2 separate regions of the Homo sapiens genome follow, and region 2 is linked to region 1. A link is a loop called in an ENCODE intact Hi-C map of the cell type or tissue named here. Cell type or tissue: MCF 10A. All regions are shown on one strand. Each heading gives the region's core, and the rest is flanking DNA. Links, peaks and the distances in the headings are about the cores only.

Region 1 (11,235 bases), core at 3,197-5,696:
GAGATGCTCCAGGGGAAACGGAAGATGAGGAGGATGAGGGGATTGTGAGCCCCTCACCTATAGAAAGCAAGGCTGCCCAGTGCTGCCAGTTCTGACACTGAGGATGTGACCAAGAGGAAGGGCCACAGCTTCCTGCAGCACAAGAGGTGGAATGACCTGCGCGTTCTCAGTTCTTGGCCCTGAGGGACCAGGTACCCACCTTGGCCAGCTGCTCTAAGGTCCCCACGGTAGTGATCCTAAGCAAGGCCTTGGGATACTTGCAAGACCTGGCGTGAACCGAGAAAAAGATGTCTATGGAGAAAACGCAGCTCCAACGCCAGCAACAGCAATTGCAGAAATGAATTGCGTACCTCAGTGGCTACTAACTGACCAAAAAGCCTGACTGTTCTATCTTACAAAGACACAAGTTTATTTTTTGACCTCCCCTTCCCCTTTAGTAATTTTCACATTTTGGTTATGACGGGACAGTCTTTGCAGTAGGTCCCAGAATGCATTGCAGCCAGTACACACAGAATAAGGGCTTGCATTCTTGGAAACCTTGAAACCCAGCTCTTTCTCTCCCCTGACTCATGCTGTGTCTTCTCTGGCGCCTTTGGCTTCTCAGCAGATAGCTGACTGAGGAGATTTGGGGTCTGTTTACCTCACTAGCTCCGAAGAAAAGGCTGACAGATACTATGCAACAGGTGGTGTATGTTGTCGGGGACTCCAGCCTGCATGAAATCTCACACTCCGCGTGAGCCTTAGACTAGGAAAGAATGCTCCCTGGTATCTCTGGGGTGATGCTAGAATGCTCCCTGGTATGTCTGGGGTCATGCAAGGACAGCTGGGCCTGGACAGCACTCTCGCTGTGGCTTTTTTTTCCAGGAGACACACAAGCTGTCTTGGGTGATGACAAGCTTGAAGATTTGATCAACATGACCATTGCTTCACTGTCAGACACTTTACAGTATCTGAGGAGTTGGAAACCTTTAACGTATATATTGTGATATTAGCTGACACCTCTCCTTCCAGTTTCAATGCTGAGACCCTGAGAACATTTAAAGAGCTTGCACTCTAGGTTCGTTGTCTCAGAGCTCTCTGGGCCTTCTCTGATGAAGGGACCTTTCTGTCCTCATGAGAGACTTTTGTTTCATTTTGCCTTTGTTGTGCAATGGGCTTTACAGCATCCTTTCCCACAGGTTAGAAATGTTTCCCCAAGTTACAGGGAAGTGGGGATCCTAGCCTGGGGCCTGAGGAAATCTTGGAGTCCTGGCTCCTGAACTTGTTCCCTGTCCGAGTGGCACTTGAGGCCACCCATCTTATAATCTCTTCTCAAGGCAGATGTAAGTCACCTCAGAAGGGAGAACTGTACCGCTTCCTCTTTTCCATGAAGCTCTCATCTCAATCTTTGACTGATGAGTGTGAAATTCTACCGGAACCATGCAAACACGTCCACCTTGGGCATCTCCAAGGAACTTGTGGGGTCTGCAGCATACTTGGCTCCCTACCAGCCTGCCATGAGTCATATTTCTTTTCCAGAAGGTGGACTTGCTTCCTGGTATGTTTTAAAGGAGCCTGCAGGAGCTCTGCTTAGCCAATCATGATGGATTTTTGCCCCAGCTGGACTCTGCATGTCCAAGGAGAATCCAGGTACAGCCTCCATTCCGGGAAAGACATCCAGCCCAGCAGTTGTCATGTGGGTAACCTCAGGAACCCCTAACCCTGTCCTGGAAAAAGGACAAGCCCCTCCAGAACTCTGCCCAAAATAGCAGGTGCTTGATGGTTCTGAATTTGGAAAGGGATGGGGGGTGATAAGTACTATCTGTGGCTCTGGAAAACCAGCTGCTACATTCAAATCTATTTTCCATAATGGTTTCTTTCTGAGGTTGCTTCGTGGCCTCAGAGAATCCCAGAGGATGTTTTGAAATAGCCTCTCTACCCTTCAGGAGCATGGTAGTTTACAGGAACCAACTGACTTCTGGAACTGTCTATGGAGGGAGAACAGGCCAGGTGTAGGTTACTAATGTCCTACATGAATAGCTTGGTTTTATAAGCTGCTGTTGGGTATTATGTTGGGGCAGTCTTTTTAATATATTGTATTTTTGTACGCATTTTGCAAAGTGGAGTTAACTGTTTTGTAAAAGAAAAAAAAGAAACCCTTGGGTGCTTCTTCTGTTTCAAGGGTCTGATTTATTTGGAAAGGCAAGTTTATCTGAAATTTTGTATTATTGATTGCCCAATTTTAAAATGTTGCCTTCTGGGACATCTTGACAAAAAATATTTCTCAAACATGAAGAAAATAAATATAATAAAAAAGAAATGTCTGTGGGATCAGATGACTGTTCTTGATTTTACCGTTTCCATTTCATAAGCCAAGCTTATTGACCCCTTCCTACCTGCTAGTCATTGAGTCTGAGTTGACCAACTCAAAGATGGAAATATCGAGCCAGATGGTAACAAATTCTCCATGAATCGATTGTTCAGTTTTGACAGAATCCCAATTGCAAGCCATTAGCTGCTTTTCAAAAGGGATGTACCCTGTAGCCATATTAGGGAGGCAACAAGTCCAGTTCCCCAAGGGATCTCTCTGGGTGTTGACTGCTTCCCCTTGCCAGGTGCCCCCATCGGCAAAATCATCAGTTACACAGATTTGTCCTGTATGTAATATTCAAGGAGTTGATTGAGGTTCTGAGCCTCTTTTTCGGTGGCAGGTTGTATGAAGAGACGTCAATTTTTTCCTGTTAGAGGGATCTAATGTTGTGAATTTGCCTGCTTAGTCCCAAGAGATTACTTGGCAAGCAGGCCCCTGTATTTGGGAGCATAAATCAGCCACCCTTGCTGACAGATATGTAATAACACTGCATTGAGGACCCTTGAGACTGAGACTTCTAGCCGGCCAGCTGACACAATTATTATGTATATAGTGAAAATATTGAACATTAGAAGGTAGAGACACTAATGCTAAATCCTGAGCCAACCACTGCTGACAAATCTCATTGGAGTTTGTTCCACTAACACTTCCCTCTACCTCTGTCTCTCTGTGATGGGGATGACTTTATATGAGACCTGTAGAATGAGAAATTACAAGCATATGACCCATCAAATCCTGCCATTTATAAGTAGAAGCAACAAGAACAGTTTATTCAACTTTCCCAAAGGCGTCCCTGTACAAAGTCATATTGGCTTCCAAACCCCACTGTGAACCATGCCCAAACCCCAACAATTGCTTTTCTGGACTTTTTTCCCTTAAATGAACTCAGACCTAGAGTTCACTACAGGAATTTCAGGGGTTACAGCAAGAGCTGTTAGGGGATTTCCCTATGTCCAGGCCAGAATGTAGGGATTGCAGGGGAGTCTTGGGATGAGGCGAGGGGTGGGGACTGTAAGCCTTTTTTGTAATCCCTCTGGCTCTTTGCCCCAGCTTGTATGCTAAATCCTCTCCTGTGTACCTCCATTTGTGCAGAACTGTAAGGGCTCAGGGATTCTTCCATTCTGTCCCTTGATTTCCCCAGCAGCTCTGCTCCACAGTCTTGGTGCTTTCATCTACCTCATACCTATTACCCCTTCCCTCCACTCCCCAGAAAATCAGATAAGATAGTGTCATGGGAGATTATATGTAACAGTTCTGTGAACATGTGAGTCCGTCCCTTTCCTGAAGTACCCTACCATGCATATGCCTTTTAGTCTGTCTTGAGGACAGAGAGACTTCTGGCTCACCACTAATCATCTTTCTTCTTATAGCACCTGAAGTGAGAAAAGGAAGAGAACCAGGAGTTAGGAAATGCAGAGAGAGAGAGAGAAAAGACTCTGTCTATACTAGTAAGCAAGGCATGTTTGCATTTGGTTTCCAGTAGCCAGCAGTGTGGTTCAACCAAACAAACTTCAGATGGTTTTTTTTCCACTGAAAACTCTATATCTTCACTGCTGACGCCACTTATTCAGGTTTGGCAAGTCATTGACTCAGCACCATGACATCATCCCTTCTTCCTCCCATGCAGAGGAGAGTGAACAACAACCAAACCATGATTCAAACAGCTTGGTTTAATTCTGCATCCTGCCCCTCAGCTTCATTAATAGGTAGGAGAGTGAGTGGGGAAGGGCCTTTAATGCACTTAGTGCCAATCCATTCGGGAAAAAGCATTTGCTCTCCAATCCCGAGGAGTCTTCTCATATCCCCTAACCAGGCCAGTGAAGCACCCTTGTTTTATCACTTTCCAGAATGCTATGTTTCATCTTCATTACCAAAATTGGCAAGAAATGTGAAGAGTTTGAGACTGTACCCTACTTGCAAGCTCACAAACTAGCATACCTCAGTTTCACAGATGTTGGCAGAATATATGAGATTCTTGGGTCAGAGTTTGTTTTGGTTCATGTTTGCATTAATTCCCCTTGCCCTCTGCCCCAAATCACACAGGAGAAATGAGGAGCAGCCAGTCAAATGTTGACATACAAGTATTCTTCAAACTATAGTTAGAGACAAAAGCTGTTACAATAAATGTAGAAAGGCCATGGACAATTATCTCAACAATATCTGACCATTGTTTCTCCACTATCTTGGCTTCTGACAAAGTTTGCCATTAAGTATGTGTGTTGATTTTCTGGATATCAGGGCTGAGCAAGGAAAAAGTCATGACCATTAGATGGCAGTAGCACACAACATGCTTTATTTGGTTGGCCCTTTGAAAGGTTTCAGGAGAGTGGAACTTCCCTCACAGCAGGAGACCTTCCAGAGGCAGCAGCAAGAGGCCACCACCCAGAAGAGGAAGAGTTCAAGGCAACTTCCAAAGGAGAGAAGAATTGGACAGGAGGCTCATGTGTCTATGGGATGTTACTCAGCAGCCAGGTGTGGAGTCTCTGTGTCAGAGAGTTCCCATGGGCATCAGAGGCTTGGGGCTTTTGTCCAGCCCCAGAGTATGTCCTATCTACGGCTAGCAGATGGTGTGTCTGGTTTTACAGAGGGTGCAATGTGGGTGGGTTCTAAAGGGCCAAAAATGTGCTTACTGGGGGCCATATTTAAAGCAATTGGGTGTGTAAACATTTGATTTTAGTTCCAATGAGCTTTGAGCTAATGGTCTTAGCTGTCTCTGAATATAGGGAACAAGATACAAGGCACCATCTAAAGATATTAATCCACTTATTTAACAGTCCATGCCTTGGCCCCATGTTGTTTTACAATCTAAGTTGTATGCTATTTCATGGAGTCTCAGTTGGGAGCCAGCGATGAAGCATCCTCAAGACCCAGAATGCTATAAGGCTACAAATTAGGATTTTAAAAGCCAGTTCTCAGCCAATCTGCCCACTTGGGCAGCCAGTAGAATAAATTTGAAAGGAGACAATTTTGTTTTGACCAGTCCGTTTAGTCAATAGAGTGGCATTTATATCCCCTTTGGTACATGACCCCAGCTATCTGTAAAACTTGGTGTTATCTACGCACATGCAGGAAGATAATTTTAGCAAGCACACAGCCCCTGTGCCCTGTGACCCCTCCAGCAGCCTGACCTAGGGCTATGCAGTTATCTCACACCATGGCCACTAAAGTACAGTGAGATTCAGCAAAGAGTTTCAGTCCTTGGGCTGTTTATCTAATTTCTGTGGGTAATTCCTGCAACATGGCTATGTGTTTCTCTTAATTGTGGTGTGCTGTTCCACACATATGCTGTTCCTACTGCCTCCAAAATTAGTGATCCTAGGGAAGTTAGTACCATGAGGAACTATTTGGAAAGCTCATTTGTGACATTGGGGAGTCACATCTAGTGTGGTTTGGTGGCGGAAAGTACTTGAGGGAGGGGGTTCCACTGTTGAATAAAATTCTACTGGAATTTTGCACCAATCCCAAGTGCAGGAAATATTCTTCAGGGTTGGATGAGGAGAAGATTGTGATAGGGAAGCCATCTGATTCCTTTACAGGACCTCCAGGCTCCCTCTGCTGCCTGAATTCTCTGTTCCACTGAAGGGAAGTTCACATGGCTTTGTGAAGTTCCAGAAGTTCCAGGTTGTGTTAATAGGAGCAGAAAATGGTATAGTCAAACAAGCTTGTGTTATCCACCTTGCATTCAGCACCTGGGTTAACTAAATTTGTCATGGGCTCAGCCCACCATTGTCTATACATTTACGTGAGATAAGTCTCTGGATAAGGTTATTGAATGTCAACGGTTAGGAGAATCGGCTCATCTAAATAAGTGAGGTATATGATGCAGCGTTGCCAGGGAAGAAGTATTACACTATATTTTCTAAAATCAGGTTGGCAGAAGCAAGCCCTGCATTAGGTTAGATTTACCATTTTATATGTTGCTGTGGCTAAGGCTATAGGCACGTTTGGTGTAGTTGGCAATTGCATGTTCCTCCTTGCTGTGACTGTTGTGCATTGTGCTTGAGTTTCCTGTTGATTGCCAATAATAAATAGCATTGATGTGTTCCCATGAGTGTGGGATAGGTTTTGCAGGTGTTATTGGCAGTCCAAGAAGAACGTTGTTAGTCTAGCCACACACCAAATTAGATTCTGAATTATGAGGCACTCGCATATGAGTGAACAAAACAGGTAAACCAAGTATTTTTTAAAAAAATAGATATCAGCTGGGCACAGTGGCTCATGCCTGAAATCCCAGCACTTTGGGAGGCCGAAGTGGGCAGATCACGAGGTCAGGAGTTCCAGACCAGCCTGGCCAATATGGTGAAACCCCGTCTCTACTAAAAATACGAAAAAAAAAAAAAGATTACCCGGGTGTGGTGGCATGCTCCTGTAGTCCCAGCTACTTGGGGGCTGAGGCAGGAGAATCACTTGAACCCAGGAGGCAGAGGTTTCAGTGAGCCGAGATCACGTTACTGCACTCCAGCCTGGGCGACAGATCCAGACTCTGTCTCAAAAAAAAAAAAAAAAAAAGATATCAATTGTATCAAGGCATAGGTCCCTTTTATGTTCCCTTGTATTGCAACATTATTGTGTTTCAGTGGGGGACCAAAAGCTTTATGGACTCCATTTTAGCGGAAACTTTCATAGGGAAGAGGTTTGTATACCTTTAATAACCTCAGGAGTGGCCCCTTGGGAGGTGGCAGTGTGACTACACCAATAAATTTCCTCCCAAGTACTCATGGACATAAAGTGTCTACTGAGACACTGGAGACTACTAGAGGGGGACGGGGGAGGGGAGCAAGGGTTGAAAAACAAACTGTTGGGTACTATGCTCAATACCTGGGTGATGGGATCATTTGTACCCCAAACCTCAGCATCATGCAATATACCCAGGTAACAAACCTGCACATGTGCCCAATGAATCTAAAATAAAAGTTGAAAAAGAAATGACAAGGCATAAAAATGTTTTAATGAAGATGAAAACATTCCTCCCAAGTTAGTTTCATTACATGTCTTCTCATTATCGTTTATGTCTTCTGTAGGTTTGGAGTGTGTATGGATTTTTAAGGAGCCCTCAGAAAAGTAACATTGGGCAACAACTGCCCTCAAATAGTTTCTAAGTTTTTAATAACTGTGGTTTTGGACAAATTTCACAATAGCTATAAGCAAATAGTTATCAATGTGGGTGGAGAAACTCCCATGCAAACAGTAGTTAGATTTCTCCCTGAGATCAAATATGTTTCTTGTAAGAACTGTCTGTGCTGTGACACCACGAGCTATGAGTTGTTCACTGTGGGTAGCCAGCATTGCAATTGCTGTAGAGTTCACTTCCATTGAGTGTTATGTAAAACTTGCAGTTAGTATATTAAGATTAGGTTAGGGAAGAATTCCCAAGCTGGTTGTTTTGTGTGTGTGTGTGTGTGTGTGATTTTTTTTTTAAGAAATGTCTTGGCCCAGGTAATGTCATGTAGTATGCATTGCCTTAGAAGCCAATAATTGTAAAGGTATACACTGTGGGTGTCGATTGCACTTATTATAATTCCAGGGATAAGAAAAAGCTATCATTTTATCTATGCAATCCCGTAATGGCTTGTGGGTATTGTATCTGGATTATAGTATTAATAACAACACCAATCACAAGCATCCTGGTTGTAATATTTGGTGCATACTATCTCTGGGCATTCCTTAAACGAGGCTCAATAGATAGTGGCCCATTGCTCCATTTGTTTAATGGCACATGAGTTAATAATAGTGGGTATCATCTGATGTGAAGGAAAAGGCGGCCCACAGAGCTTAGAAGGCATCTATGAGTCACAAGTGAAATTGTACAATCTGACTTAGCTGGAAGGATGTTACTAAGTGGTAGTAGAGAGAGGAGGAGAAGTGCTAACCTCAGTGCTGATGTCTGTGGACTGACCCAGTGAAATGGGAGCATGGTTCCCTTTGTTCCCAGTCTGACCTATGTTGGGTGTCCCTGTGGTGTGTATGAGGCATGCTGTTTCCATACATACTCTGCCAGCAGTAGGGTGTGGATTACCAGGGATAGGGTGATCCACCAATCGAGGTATAATTGACATTGGTGAAGGTAGGAACTTTCTCAGGTAAGGAAAGGGCAGAACAACAGCATAGGCATAAATGTTGGAGGTCATTTGCAGCCAGCAGTAGGGAATCTGATTGTCCTCTGGGAGTCACCCAAATGGTGTTACCGGATACAAGGGTTGTTGGTTCAATCTCCTGGGTGTCCAGAGCAGGTCAAAGTTTGTTCCATAGTGCCCTTAGTGGAGCAAAGTACATGGGCAGAAAATGAGGATGCTTCCCTCTCCAGATGGTGGTGGGTGGTTTACTAGTTTTATTCTGGGTAATGAACAGACTAAGACTGAGAATGCACCCAGAGTGAGTGGTCCATGCCAGATCCTTGTCAGGATTGAGGGGAAAAGAAATGACCAGGCTCTGGATTTTCTATGAGGAAGAAGCAAGAGGTGAAAGAGCCAAGTTCCTTTGCTGTGGGCGATCACTTCAGGGCCCGCATGTTTGTTAATACTAGTAAATCATGTTGTGTCCAGTGGGTACATACATCACCAGAGGTTGCAGCATCTCTGTTGGTGGTCTCCTCATTTGCTGTGAATTAAAATACAGTGCGGTTATGCCAGAGAGGTATGGATTTAATGTAAGCATGACTATGGGCAGTATTTTTGGCTACTGGGAATGCTATTGTCCTGCATGTTCTTTCAATATCCCTTGTTTTAAAAAACCCATTCTGTCATTCTGTGACACCTGCTACTGTAGGACCAGAGAATAAATGAGAAATCCAAGCAGTGTTCTTTGGTAATGCCTATGGTTGAATCTTCTTTGCAGAGAAGTGAGAGTCTTGATCTGACTGGATAACTTTGTGTAACTTTTGTACTCCCAAAGGCCATACAAACTATTTTATCAGTTCCTCAATAACATTAGCAGAGCTTGGTGCCTTTCGTGGGTAAGCCAAGAGTAAGCCTGTGTAGGAATTACTACATTGTTGTGGCATATGTAATAGTTCCTGCTGCTTCAGAGAGGGGCCCAATAAAATTGACTGGATTTGCCAGCTCTGATATAGCCCTTCTCCTGTGCAGTAGGTCCAAGTCTCTAGATTTCTGGTCTATGGTACGGTCCCTAACAGCTTCATGTAAATGTCTCTCTGCTGGGTCTATTTCTCATTAACAGTTGATTTTCATGGTCTCATGATGCCCAAATGCCCTGACCTCTCCTTTATAGGGTGAAGGGTATCTCTTACCAAAGTTCTGCTGTCTCCCCTCTTTTCAAAAGGATTAACTACTTTGGTACTTTAGCTAGTTTGTCAGCTTCCAGGTTGTATTGTTTGCTGTGAGCTGAGGTATGGTGTACAAAGATGCACAGAGTGGAGGCCAATGTGCTGATATTTTCCCCCACATCTCCTTACCCCAAATGTGTCAGCCTTGTATGTTCCAGCCCTGATTTTGTCCAAGTCCCAACCCAATAGCCTATTAGCCACTGACCAGGAGTTGCCAAAAATGTGAAACTTAGTAAAATGTTTGTCGAAGGCCTTCTCTATTTCTAGGGGTGTTGCACACAGCCTGGCCCATTGGGCACTTTGGCCCATCCCCATATGGAAGTTGGAGTATTTGAATAAGGGTAGTAGGCTGTTGCTGTCCTTTATCTGACTCCCTTATACCCTGTGCTCACTCCATTGGTAAAGAAAAACATTAATTTTCTTGTTATGAAAGTGCTGGCCATACTCCCTCCATTCCCCAATGAGCAAGAGCCAGGGGCATTTCCAGGGGTTTTGGCAAGTTAACCTCACTGACAGAGTATGTGGCCATTTCCTCACACAGTAGTGACACTCCAGGAGGGCCAGGTGTAGTTCAATCCTGTAGATACCATTTTCATTTTAATAAAGAAGCTTCTGTTGCTGATCCAATTTTATGGGCAGCTCTGTCCATTACCCAGGGCATAACAGGAATCTCGGTCCATAGGGTAATTTTCTCTGCCCCACCAGGGCTTCAGTTTTGATAAGTGCCCCATATGCTGCCAGTGGGTGTCTGTCTAGTGAATACTTTAGGCTGAGGCTGAGAGCTACTTACACCAAAAGCCCATGGGTAGGCATTTACCTGTCCATTTGGTCCAGAGGCTCCAGGAAGCAAATTTGGGAGCAGTGGAAACTTATAATTGCAAGTCTTGTCCTTGGGAGCACTAGAGGGAGAGCCAAAGTATTAGCCTCCTTTAGCTCAACCAGTGACTGTAGATGTTCAGGTCCCTACTGAAAAAAGGAAGCTTTACAGGTGTCTCGATAGACAATTCAGCAAGGGTCAGCAAATATTGGAGGTGAGGAAGGCATTGTGCTATAATTCCTAATGAATGTTGGGGGTTCTTTACTGATGTGAGCGGTTTAAGCATGAGGAGCTTGTCTTTTATCAGATTGGAAATAGTCTGAACACTATTTCTGTCCTGTCAAAGTGTAGAGATCTTATTCCTAGATTTAGACTGCCCTTAGGAATCGGCTCAGATAATGGGCCAGCGTTTGTGGCTGACTTGGTACAGAAAACAGCAAAGGTATTGAGGATCACATGGAAACTGCATGCTGCCTACCGACCGCAAAGTTCTGGAAAGGTGACCGAGTGTGGATCAAAGACTGAAACATAGCCCCTTTGCATGCACGGTGGGAAGGACCCCAGCCCATCATCCTGACCACTCTCACTGCTGTGAAGGTAGAAGGAATCCCGGCCTGGATCCACCTCAGCAGTGTAAAACCTGCAGCGCCTGAAACTTAGGAGGCAAGACCAAGACCGGATAACTCAGGCCGTGCTCCGCCTGTCAGATAGTAAATCCCAGGTGATGTACCTGCTGTCAGCAGATCTAGGCTTTCTTCTTGGACACCTTATACCCACAGTCCTCCA
Region 2 (11,235 bases), core at 3,918-6,417, 400 kb after region 1:
AATGTGGAGTCTGATGTCCAAGGGCAGGAGGAGAAGAAGCAAGCATTCAGCACAGGGAGCGAGAGAGAGAGAGAGAGAGAGAGAGATGGAGATTGAGAGAGAGAGAGATGGAGATTGAGAGAGAGAGAGAGAGAGATGGAGACTGAGAGAGAGAGATGGAGATTGAGAGAGAGAGAGAGAGCAAAAGGACTCAGCAAGCTGCTTTTCCCTGTTCTTCCACCTGCTTTGTTCTAGCGACACTGACAGCTGATTGGATGGTGCCCACCCACATTGAGGGTGGGTCTTCCTCTCTCAGTTCACTGACTCAAATGTCAGTCTCCTCTGGAAACACCCTCACAGACACACCCAGAAACAATACTTCACCTGCCATCTAGACATTTCTAAAGGCAGTCAAGTTGACATCTAATATTAACCATAAAGCACAACATCACATTTTACTCCATACATTTATATAATTATTATTTGTAAAATAAAGATAAAATTTAAAATAAAGAGTGACGGATCCAAGAATGGCCTGACTGATACTTCAAAATAATTTTTCTGAATAAGCTCAGCAAACTATAAGAGAACATAGATAGAAAATTTGGTGAAATGAGGAAAACATTTTAAGAACCAAAGTAGGTATTCAACAAATATAGAAAACATAAATAAGCACCAAACAGAAATTTAAAAAATTAAATGACTAAAATGTAAAAATGCAGTAGGAGCTTCAACAGTTGGCTGCATCAAGCAGAAGGAAAAAAATAGATGGACTCAGAGGCAGATCATTTAAAAACATCAAGTCTGAAGAGGAAAGAAGTATAAAAAGGAATTTTAAAAGCCCATAGGGTCTATTGGACCATATCAAAAAATATAATTTTGTATAATAGAGGTAACAGAAAAAGAAGAGAGAAAAATAAACAACAACAAAAAGCTTATTTAAAGAAATAGTAACTGAAGTCTTCTCAAATTTGATGAAAGATGTGAACATCCAGGTACATGAAGCTCAAAGATAGCAAATCATATTCAACAAAAATCATTAGATTAAAATACACCATAATTAAATTGTCAAAAATAAAAGACTAAGAGAATTTTGAAATCAGCAGGAGAAAGAATCATACAAGGAAATCTTCAGAAGGTTATGACCAGATTTCTCGGCAAAATTCTTACAGGCCATAAGAGAGCAGAATGGTATACTCAAAGTGAAGAAAGAAAAAAAGAAAAAAGGAGGAAAAGAGAGAGGAAAGAAAGAAAGAAAGAAATAAAGAAGAGCGAGAAAGAAAAAGAAAGAAGAAAGAGAAAGAAAGAGTAAGGAAGGAAGGAAGGAAAAGGAAAGAAAGAAAGAAAAGAAAGAAAAAAGAAAGAAAGAAAGAAGAAAAAAAGAAAGAGAAGAAAGAAAAAAGCAGGCCAAGAAAGAATACCCAATAAAGATACCCTTCAGACAAATAAGGAAATAAATAATGTCCCAGACAAACAAAAGCTGGGGATGTTTACCACCACTAGACACACCTTTCAAGAAATGCTAAAGGGATTACTTCAAGCTGAAATAAAAGGCTACTAACTAGTAAAATGAAACCACATGAAAGTAGAAAATTCACTGGTACAGGTACATATCTAGTAAAATTCAGAATACTCTACTTCTATAGTGGTGGTGTGTAAGTCACTTAATTCTAGCGTAAAGGTAAAAAGACAAAGCTATTAAAAATAACTGTAGCCAAATTGACTTGCTAATGAATACACAACATAAAAAGGTGTAAACATCAAAAGCATAAGTACATATGGAGTTTACCATGGAGAAATTTTTGCATGTGATTGAAGTTATCAGCTTGAAATACACTGGTAAATCTATAAGATGTTTCAGGTAAGCCTCATGGTAACCATAAATCAAAATCCTATAGTAGATACACCCAAGATAAAGAGAAAAGAGTCAAAACATACCACTGCAGAAAACTCTTAAGTCAAAAGAAGACAGCTACAGAGTAAGAAAGGAAAAACAGATCCACAAGACAAGCAGAAAACAATTAACAAAATGGCTGTAGTAAAATCTTACCTATGAATAATTACTTGAAATTTAAATTGAGAGCTTTATCTAACCAAAAGATATAGAGAGAGTGAATGGATCAAAAAAGATAGACAAAGTATATTCATATATATGTATATATATTCATATATATATACTTTTGGAATATAAATTGTTCTTGTTTACATGGACAAATTGTATAGTGGTGAAGTCTGAGATTTTAGTGCACCCATTATGTGAATAGTGCACATTATGCCCAATATGTTGTTTTTTATCCCTAACCCCCTCCAACCCTCCTTTCTTTTGAGTCTCCAATGTTCATTGTACCATTCCGTATGCCTTTGTGTACCCATAGCTTAACTCTCACTTATGAGTGAGAAGTCACAGTGTTTGCTTTTCCATTCCTGAGTTACTTCACTTAGAATAATGGCTTCCAGTTCCATTCAAGTTGCTGCAAAATACATTATTTTGTTCTGTTTTATGTTACATTCCACGATGTATATGTAACACATTTTCTTTATTCACTCATTGGTTGATGGACATTTAGGTTGGTTTCATAATATTGCAATTGTGAATTTAGTTGTGATAAACATATGTGCAAAGGTGTCTTTTTGATATAACAACTTCTTTCCCTGACAAATTATATTCAGACCACAGCAGACTCACTTCACCTTAAAGGACACAAATAGATTAAAAATGAAGAAATAGAAAGCATTTCATAAAAATTGAGATAAAAATAAAGAGGAAGAATACCTATGCTAACAACAGAAGAAAAAACCTTTAAGTCAAAAATTGTCACATGAGGAAAAAATAGCCAACTTATAATGAGAAAATGGTCAGATCATCAAGAATACATAACAAGCCAGGTTCAGTGGCTCATGCCTGTAATCTCAGCACTTTGGGAGGCCGAGATGGGTGGATCACTTGAGCACAGGTGTTTGAGACCAGCCTGGGCAGCATGGTAAAACCCATCTCTAAAAAAGTATACAAAAATTCTCCACATGTGCAGGTACATGCCTGTAGTCCCAGCTACTTGGGAGACTGAGGTGGGAGGATCACGTGAACCTGGAAAGGTTGAGGCTGCCATGAGCCTTGATCATGCCACTGCACTCCAGCCTGGACAACAGAGTGAGATACCGCCTCAGGGGGAAAAAAAGAAAGAAAAGAAGTACACATAACAATTGCAAATATATGCACATAAAATCAGAACATCTACATATGTCTAATCTGAAGGGAGAAATATACAATATAATAAAAAGTAGAATATTTTAATATTCCAGTTTAAACAACAGATAGATCATCCAGACAGAAATTCAATAAGGAAACACTTGACCTAAAGTATACTTTAGGCCAAATGCACCTAACAGAAATATACAGAATATTCCATTCAACAACAGCAAAATACATATTTTTCTTAAGCGTACATAGAAAATTCTCCAAGACAGATAGCCACAAAAAACTTAGCAAATGTAACAGGATTTAAATAATATTACAAACCACTTCAGACTAGGAGGAAAACTGAAAAATTTACATATATCCAGAAATTAGAAAGCACACTCCTGAACCACCAGTAGGTCAAATAAGAAATCAAAAAGGGAAATCTAAAAATACCTTGAGACAAAAGAAAATGGAAACAAAATATATCAAAACCCATAGGATGCACCAAAAGAAGTTTTAAGAGAGATGTTTATAATGACAAATGCCTACATTAAGAAAGTAGAAAAGATCTCAAATAAATAACCTAACATTACACCTCAAGAAACTAGGAAAAGAAAGACAAACTGTATTCAAATTTAGCAGAAGAAAGAAAACAATAAAGATCAGAGCAGAAATAAATAAAAGAAAGAATAACAAAACTATAGAAAAAATCAACAAAAGTAAGAGTTTCATAAAAATATAAACAAAATTGACATACTTTTAGCTAGACTGCAAAAAGATCAAAAACTCAGATAAAATTAGAAATGAAGCTGGAGACATTACAATGGATGCTTCAGAAATAAAAAAGGATCAAAGGTGCTATTATGAACAACTGTATAACAACAAATTGGATAACCTAGAATAAATTGAGGTTTCTAGACACATACAATCTACCAAGATTGAATTACAAAGAAATAGAAAGCCTGTTAACAGACCAATAACAAATAAGATTAAAGTAGTAAATGAAAATGTTTATACAAAGAAAAGCCCAGTACCAGATGTCTTCATGTCTGAATTACACCATTCAAAAAAATTCATACAAATTCTTCTTAAACTCTACCAAAAAATATAAATGTAAGTAGAAGGCATACTTCTAAATTTGTTTTGTGTAGCTTTCTCCAAAATGGCTGACAATAAGTATTTCTAGTATGCCTCATCCAGTTAGGTGAAAAAAAAAATAGTATGTAGACTATCACACTTTGAATATATTATCCAAGAAGAAACAGAAGAGTTCAACATAAAAGTGAAAGGAAACTCTAAATTCCAGGAAGGAGAAGAAAAACAGACAACTTGCAAGGCCTGGACCAGGTGAAAACTGGGAGAGTCTCCACCATGGGAGAGGGTCTTTCTCTGTCTTTCTGTGGTTCAGTTTCTCATTGAGGAATCAATAAATCCAGGCCACAGGAGAGCACCTCTATTCTCTCAAGTCCTGAATTCTAACTGAGGGAGTGGCCAGGAGAACGTGAGATGAAACTGCTTGAGGGAGTGTCTCACACACTCTGACAGACCTATGCATTTACATTAAGATACCATTCTCAATCCTAGCCCTTAACAAACTGTGTGTGGCCCTGGAAATGAGAGGCACCAGTCTTTGGCATTAGACTCAAGCTGTAGCTTGTGGAAGTGGGACTTGAGTGAAGGAGGGACTCTTGGAACCAGAACTGAGAAGTTAGCATGATATACACTCCAGCCACTGGTGCTGAAGCCGAGCTCTTCCCCACGACCTGAGAAAGATGAGAGTTGCTGCTGAGGCTTGGCCTTGAGCAAGACAGTGTCTCCTATGGCCTGGGGCTGAATTATGGGTGGGCTGGATGTGCCAAAACTGACTGACCAGCCTACTCAGCAGCCTCACCTGGGACATGGGAGGAAGACCTGCCAGGACTAAGGTGTGAAATGGACAAAAACTGCCCACCGACTAACCAAAGCAATGTTCACAGACTGGCCATATTTGCAACCCATGACAAGACCTCAGAACAGCAGCAGTCATCCCTGACCCAAGCATTTTCCCAGGGACCTGAACATCACTTCAACCCCAAGTCACAGCTGGTGCCTGCACTTACCACTGGGGGGCCTGAGTGCAAGCTTGCCAATCTGGTTCCAGCTGGCATCATCCCCTCACTGAAACAGTATGTGGGGTCCAAGCTCCTGGCTTTCCACAACCCAGTTTACCTCCTGGAATACCTGAGCATATCTTACATGGGGCAGAAGTAAGGCAGAAATTCTACCACTACCATTGCAACTGGTTCCTGTCTGCTACTGCCATCTACTGGCCTAGAGACCAGCCTGGACAGCCCATGGCAACAACTGGTAATAAAGAGCATAGCACTCAGGAACTAGAAGAGTAAATCACTACCACTGTAACTGCCATTGCTCATGCCACTTTGTCTGCTCAGAAGATTGTAAGCACACTCACCAATTCAGTACCCTGCTACTACAACAAGCATATGAGAAAGCCACCCAGAGGCCCGAGGTTTGACCTATCTGGAACTGCGAACACAGGTGCCAGCATACACTGCTTCAGGTCATAAGAATAGACATGATTACCCAATGACTACTACCACCAAAACATGAAGAAAGGCCCATCAGGCATTCAAGTCCCCAGTACAACCTCACCACAGCCTCCACCAATACCACACCCTAACACACTGAGGACTCCACAGATGTAGACAAGGAAATCAAACATAATCTTCACCACTGCTTGCACCCAGAAGCAAAGCCAAATAGCCCTACACAACCATCATAGTCATATCTTCAAGAAAAAAGTATCATTTCCCCAAAGAAAATAAATCCAAAATGAAAAGTGACTGTTGCTCCAGATGTACAGAAATCAATGTAAAGATATAGCAATCATGAAAATGCATAGTAATATGACACGCTCAAAGGAATCTTAACCAAAAATAAAATCTCAAAATGCCAGATAAAGAATTCAAAGCATTGATTTTAAAGCAGCTCAATGAGATGGAAGATATATCTAAAAACCAATTAAAAGAAATCAGAAAATCAATTCAGAATATCAATGAGAAATTTACCAAGGAGATAGATATCTTTAAAAAAAGGAAATAGAACTTCTGTAACTGAATAATTTATTTACTAAAGAAATTAAAAATACATTTCAAAGCTTCAACAATAGACTAAACCAAGCAGAAGAAATAATCTCAGAATTTGAAGACAGATTTTTTGAAATAGTCCAGTCAGACAAAAATAAAAATAAATGCACACAAAATAATCCACAAAACTTTTGAGATGTTTGGAACGACATAACGTGACCAAACTTACAAATTATCAGTATTCCCAAAGGAGAAGACAGATAACTATTTTTAGTAAACATATTAAACAAAATAATTGATGAAACCATCTCATATCTAGCAAGACATTTAGACACACAGATAGAGGAGGCCCAATAATACTCAGGCAAATACATTGCAAAAAGTTCCTCACCATGGCATATTGTAATCAGACTGTCCAAAGGCAAAGTGAAAGAAAGAATTCTAAAATCAGCAAAAGGAAAGGGTCTATTCCCTTATAAAAGAAACCCTATCAGACTAACAGTACACTCCTCAGCAGAAACCATACAGGACAGAAAAGAATAGAATAGTATATTCAAACTATGAGAAAGAAATCAGACAGTCAATATTTTGTATCTGGCAAGATTAAACATTATAAATGAAGGAAAAAAAAGTCTTTCACGGACAATCAAACATGGAGGGAATTCAACAGCAGTAGACCAGCCCTATAAGACATGCTTAAAGGATTTCTAAACATGGAAATATAAGGACAATATTCACCATAATGAAAACACATGAAAGTATAAAACTCATTGGTAAGGCAATCACAGAAGAGGAAGAGAAAAGAATCAAATGACAACACTACACAATTCTACCAAACCACAAAAACAGAAACAAATACATAATTAAGAAACCATAAAAGAATTTACAATATGACAGGAACAAAATGACACGTATCAATTAACTTTACTTCCAAATGGATTAAATGCGTCACATAAAATATATATATAAGTGGAATAAATAAACATAATTCAAGTGTATCCCACTTATAAAAAGTTTGCCTTAACTGTGCAGACACATATAGACTAAAAGTGGTGGAAAAAGATATTCTATACAAACAGAAACAAACTTTGATCAGAAACAGCTATACTTACATGAGATAAAATAGACATTAAATTAAAAAAAGTAACAAAAGACAAAGAAGGTTGTTATAGAATGATAAAAGGATCAACTCAGAAAGAGCGCATAATGATTCTAAGTATATGCACTCAACAGCTTGCACCCAGAAAAGAGATAGACAGAAATACAATAATAATTGAGGACTTCAATACACCACTCAAAGCATTAGACAGAACATCAAGACAGAAAATTAAAAAAAAATATCGACTTAAATTGGACTTTAGACAAAACAGACATAAAAAGCATTTACAAAATATTCTACCCAATAACTGCAGAATGGACATTCTTTTCATGAGCACATGGAAAATTCTTCAAGATAGACCCTATATTATGCCACAGAATAAGTCTTAGCAAATTTTAAAAAATCAAAATTGTATCAAGTATCTTCTCAGACCACAGGTGAATAAAATTAAAAATCAATATCAGAAGGAACTTGGAAAATGTAAATATATGGAAATTAAACAACATGTTTATAATAACAATTGGGTTCATGGAGAAATTAAGATGAAAATTCTAAAAACCTTGGAACAAATGAAAATGGAAACACAGCATACCCAAGCTTGTGGGATACAGCAAAGGCAATGCTAAGGGGAAATATTATATCATTAAATGGCTATGTCAAAAATATTTAAAATTAACAAATTAGCAACCTTATGTTACAACTCAGAAGATACAAAAGCAAGAAACCATACCCAAAATTAGTAGAAAACAGAAATAAAAATCAGAACAGAAATAAAAGAAGCAGACGCCTAATAAATATTTTAAGGAACAATGAAACTGAAAGTTGATCTCTGAAAAGATAAGCAAAGCTAGGAAACCAACAGGAAGAATGACCGAAAAAGAAAAGAGAAGATCCAAGTAAAGAAAATCAGAAATATTTTTTAAAAGACATTACAACAGATAACTCAGAAATACAAAAGATCATCAGAGACAATTATGAACAGCTATAAACTCACAAACTAGAAAACCTAGAGGAAACGGACAGATTTGTAGAAACAAATAAGCTCTCAAGATTTAATCAGAAAAATAGACAACCTGAACATACCAATAATGAGTAGCAAGATTGAATCAGTAATTACAAATCTCGCAACAGAGAAAATAACAGGACCAGATGGATTCAGAATTGAATTCTACGAAATGAACAAGCTAATACTGATTTTTCTGAAGCTATTGCAAAATATTCAAGAAATTCTCCCTACTTCACTCTATGAGGCCGGCATCACCCTGATACCAAAAACAGGCAAGGACACAACCAAAAAGGAAAACCACTGATCAATATCCCTGAGAAACGTACACACTATAATCAACAAGGTACTAGCAAACCAAATGTAGGAGCACATCCAGAAAGACAAAACACTATGACCAAGTGGGTTTTCTATCAGGAAGGCAAAGATAGTTCAATATATGCAAATCAATATATGTGAATTTATTGATATAACCTTTGTAACTTAGGGAATTAAAAAGATAAGGGCCAAGGCTTGGAAAACAAACCCTGCAATGCTGAAGAAAACAAGCAATGGGGAAAGAACTTTTTATTCAATCAATGGTGCTGTAATAACTGGCTAGCTATATGTGGAAAAATGAAATTGGATTCCTACTTTACATCGTATACAAAAATAAACTCAAGATGGATTAGATATTTAAATGTAAGACCTTAAAAGATAAAGATCCTAGGAGGAAACAGGAAATATCCTTCACAACTTAGGCCTTGACAAAGAGTGCTTGACCAAGTCCCCAAAAGCAATTGCAATAAAACCAAAAATTAATAACCAGCTAACATCATAATGACAGTATCAAATTCACATGTAACAATATTAACCTTAAATGTAAATGGGCTAAATGCTCCAATTAAAAGACACAGACTGGCAAATTGGATAAAGAGGCAAGACCCATCAGTGTGCTGTATTCAGGAAACCCATCTCATGTGTGGAGACACGCATAGGCTCAAAATAAAGGGATGGAGGAAGATCTACCAAGCAAATGGAAAACAAAAAAAGGCTGGGGTTGCAATCCCAGTCTCTGATAAAATAGACTTTGAACCAACAAATATCAAAAGAGACAAAGAAGGCCATTACATAGTGGTAAAGGGATCAATTCAACAAGAAGAGCTAACTATCCTAAATATATATGCACCCAATACAGGAGCACCCAGATACACAAAGCACACCCTTAGAGACCTACAAAGAGACTTAGACTCCCAAACAATAATAATGGGAGACTTTAACACCCCACTCTCAACATTAGACAGATCAACGAGGCAGAAAGTCAACAAGGATATCCAGGAATTGAACTCAGCTCTACACCAAGTGGACCTAGCAGACATCTACAGAACTCTCCACCCCAAATCAACAGAATATATATTCTTCTCAGCACCACATAACACCTATTCCAAAATTGACCACATAGATGGAAGTAAAGCACTCCTCAGCAAATGTAAAAGAACAGAAATTATAACAAACTGTCTCTCAGACCACAGTGCAAACAAACTAGAACTCAGGATTAAGAAACTCACTCAAAACCGCTCAACTACATGGAAACTGAACAACCTGCTCCTGAACGACTACTGGGTACATAACGAAATGAAGGCAGAAATAAAGATGTTCTTTGAAACCAAGGAGAACAAAGACAAAACATATCAGAATCTCTGGGACACATTCAAAGCAGTGTGTAGAGGGAAATTTATAGTACTAAATGCTCACAAAAGAAAGCAGGAAAGATCTAAAATTGACATGCTAACATCACAATTAAAAGAACTAGAGAAGCAAGAGCAAACACATTCAAAAGCTAGCAGAAGGCAAGAAATAACTCAGATAAGAGCAGAACTGAAGGAGATAGAGACACAAAAAACCCTTCAAAAAATCAATGAATCCAGGAGCTGGTTTTTTAAAAAGCTCAACAAAACTGATAGACAGATAGCAAGACTAATAACGAAGAAAAGAGAGAAGAATCAAATAGACGAAATAAAAAATGATAAAGGGGATATCACCACCAATCCCACAGAAATACAAACTACCATCAGAGAATACTATAAAACCTCTATGCAAATAAATGAGAAAATCTAGAAGGAATGGATAAATTGCTCAACACATACAGCCTCCCAAGACTAAACCAGGAAGAAATTGAAATTCTGAACAGACCAATAACAGGCTCTGAAACTGAGGCAATAACTAATAGATTACCAAGCAAAAAAAGTCCAGGACCAGACGAATCCACAGCTGAATTCTACCAGAGGTACAAGGAGGAGCTGGAACCATTCCTTCTGAAACTACTCCAATCAATAGAAAAAGAGGGAATCCTCCCTAACTCATTTTATGAGGCCAGCATCATTCTGATACAAAAGCCTGGCAGAGACACAATCAAAAAAATGAATTTTAGACCAACATCCCTGATGAACATCAATGCAAAAATCCTCAAATCAATACTGGCAAACCAAATCCAGCAGCACATCAAAAAGCTTATCCAACATGATCTAGTGGGCTTCATCCCTGGGATGCAAGGTTGTTCAACACACGCAAATCAATAAACGTAATCCAGCATATAAACAGAACCAAAGACGAAAACCACATGATTATCTCAATAGATGCAGAAAAGGCCTTTGACAAAATTCAACAGCCCTTCATGCTAAACACTCTCAATAAATTAGATATTGATGGGATGTATCTCAAAATAATAAGAGCTATTTATGACAAACCCACAGCCAATATCATACTGAATGGGCACAAACTGGAAGCAATCCCTTTGAAAACGGGCACAAGACAGGGATACTCTTTCTCACCACTGCTATTCAACATATTGTTGGAAGTTATGGCCAGGGCAATCAGGCAGGAGAAAGAAATAAAGTGTATTCAATTAGGA

Evidence for each region. Peaks named below come from ENCODE experiments on the same cell type or tissue, not always from the same donor. Only the 100,000 strongest peaks of a DNase experiment are listed, where the experiment ranks them.
Region 2: a loop joins it to region 1, with 8 times the contacts of the local background. A loop is called at or near these places in 2 of 110 quality-filtered maps.

Annotation. Positions count from the first base shown.
Region 1 is chrX:57,922,961-57,934,195 of GRCh38, reverse strand. It overlaps the pseudogene MYCLP2. Among named protein-coding and RNA genes, the nearest start is that of ZXDA, 18 kb to the right of the region's middle. In MCF 10A, for the core only: a CTCF peak has its summit at 4,618 (motif pointing right); no DNase peak of the experiment used is centred there.
Region 2 is chrX:57,523,066-57,534,300 of GRCh38, reverse strand. No RefSeq gene overlaps it. Among named protein-coding and RNA genes, the nearest start is that of ZXDB, 63 kb to the left of the region's middle. In MCF 10A, for the core only: a CTCF peak has its summit at 5,402; no DNase peak of the experiment used is centred there.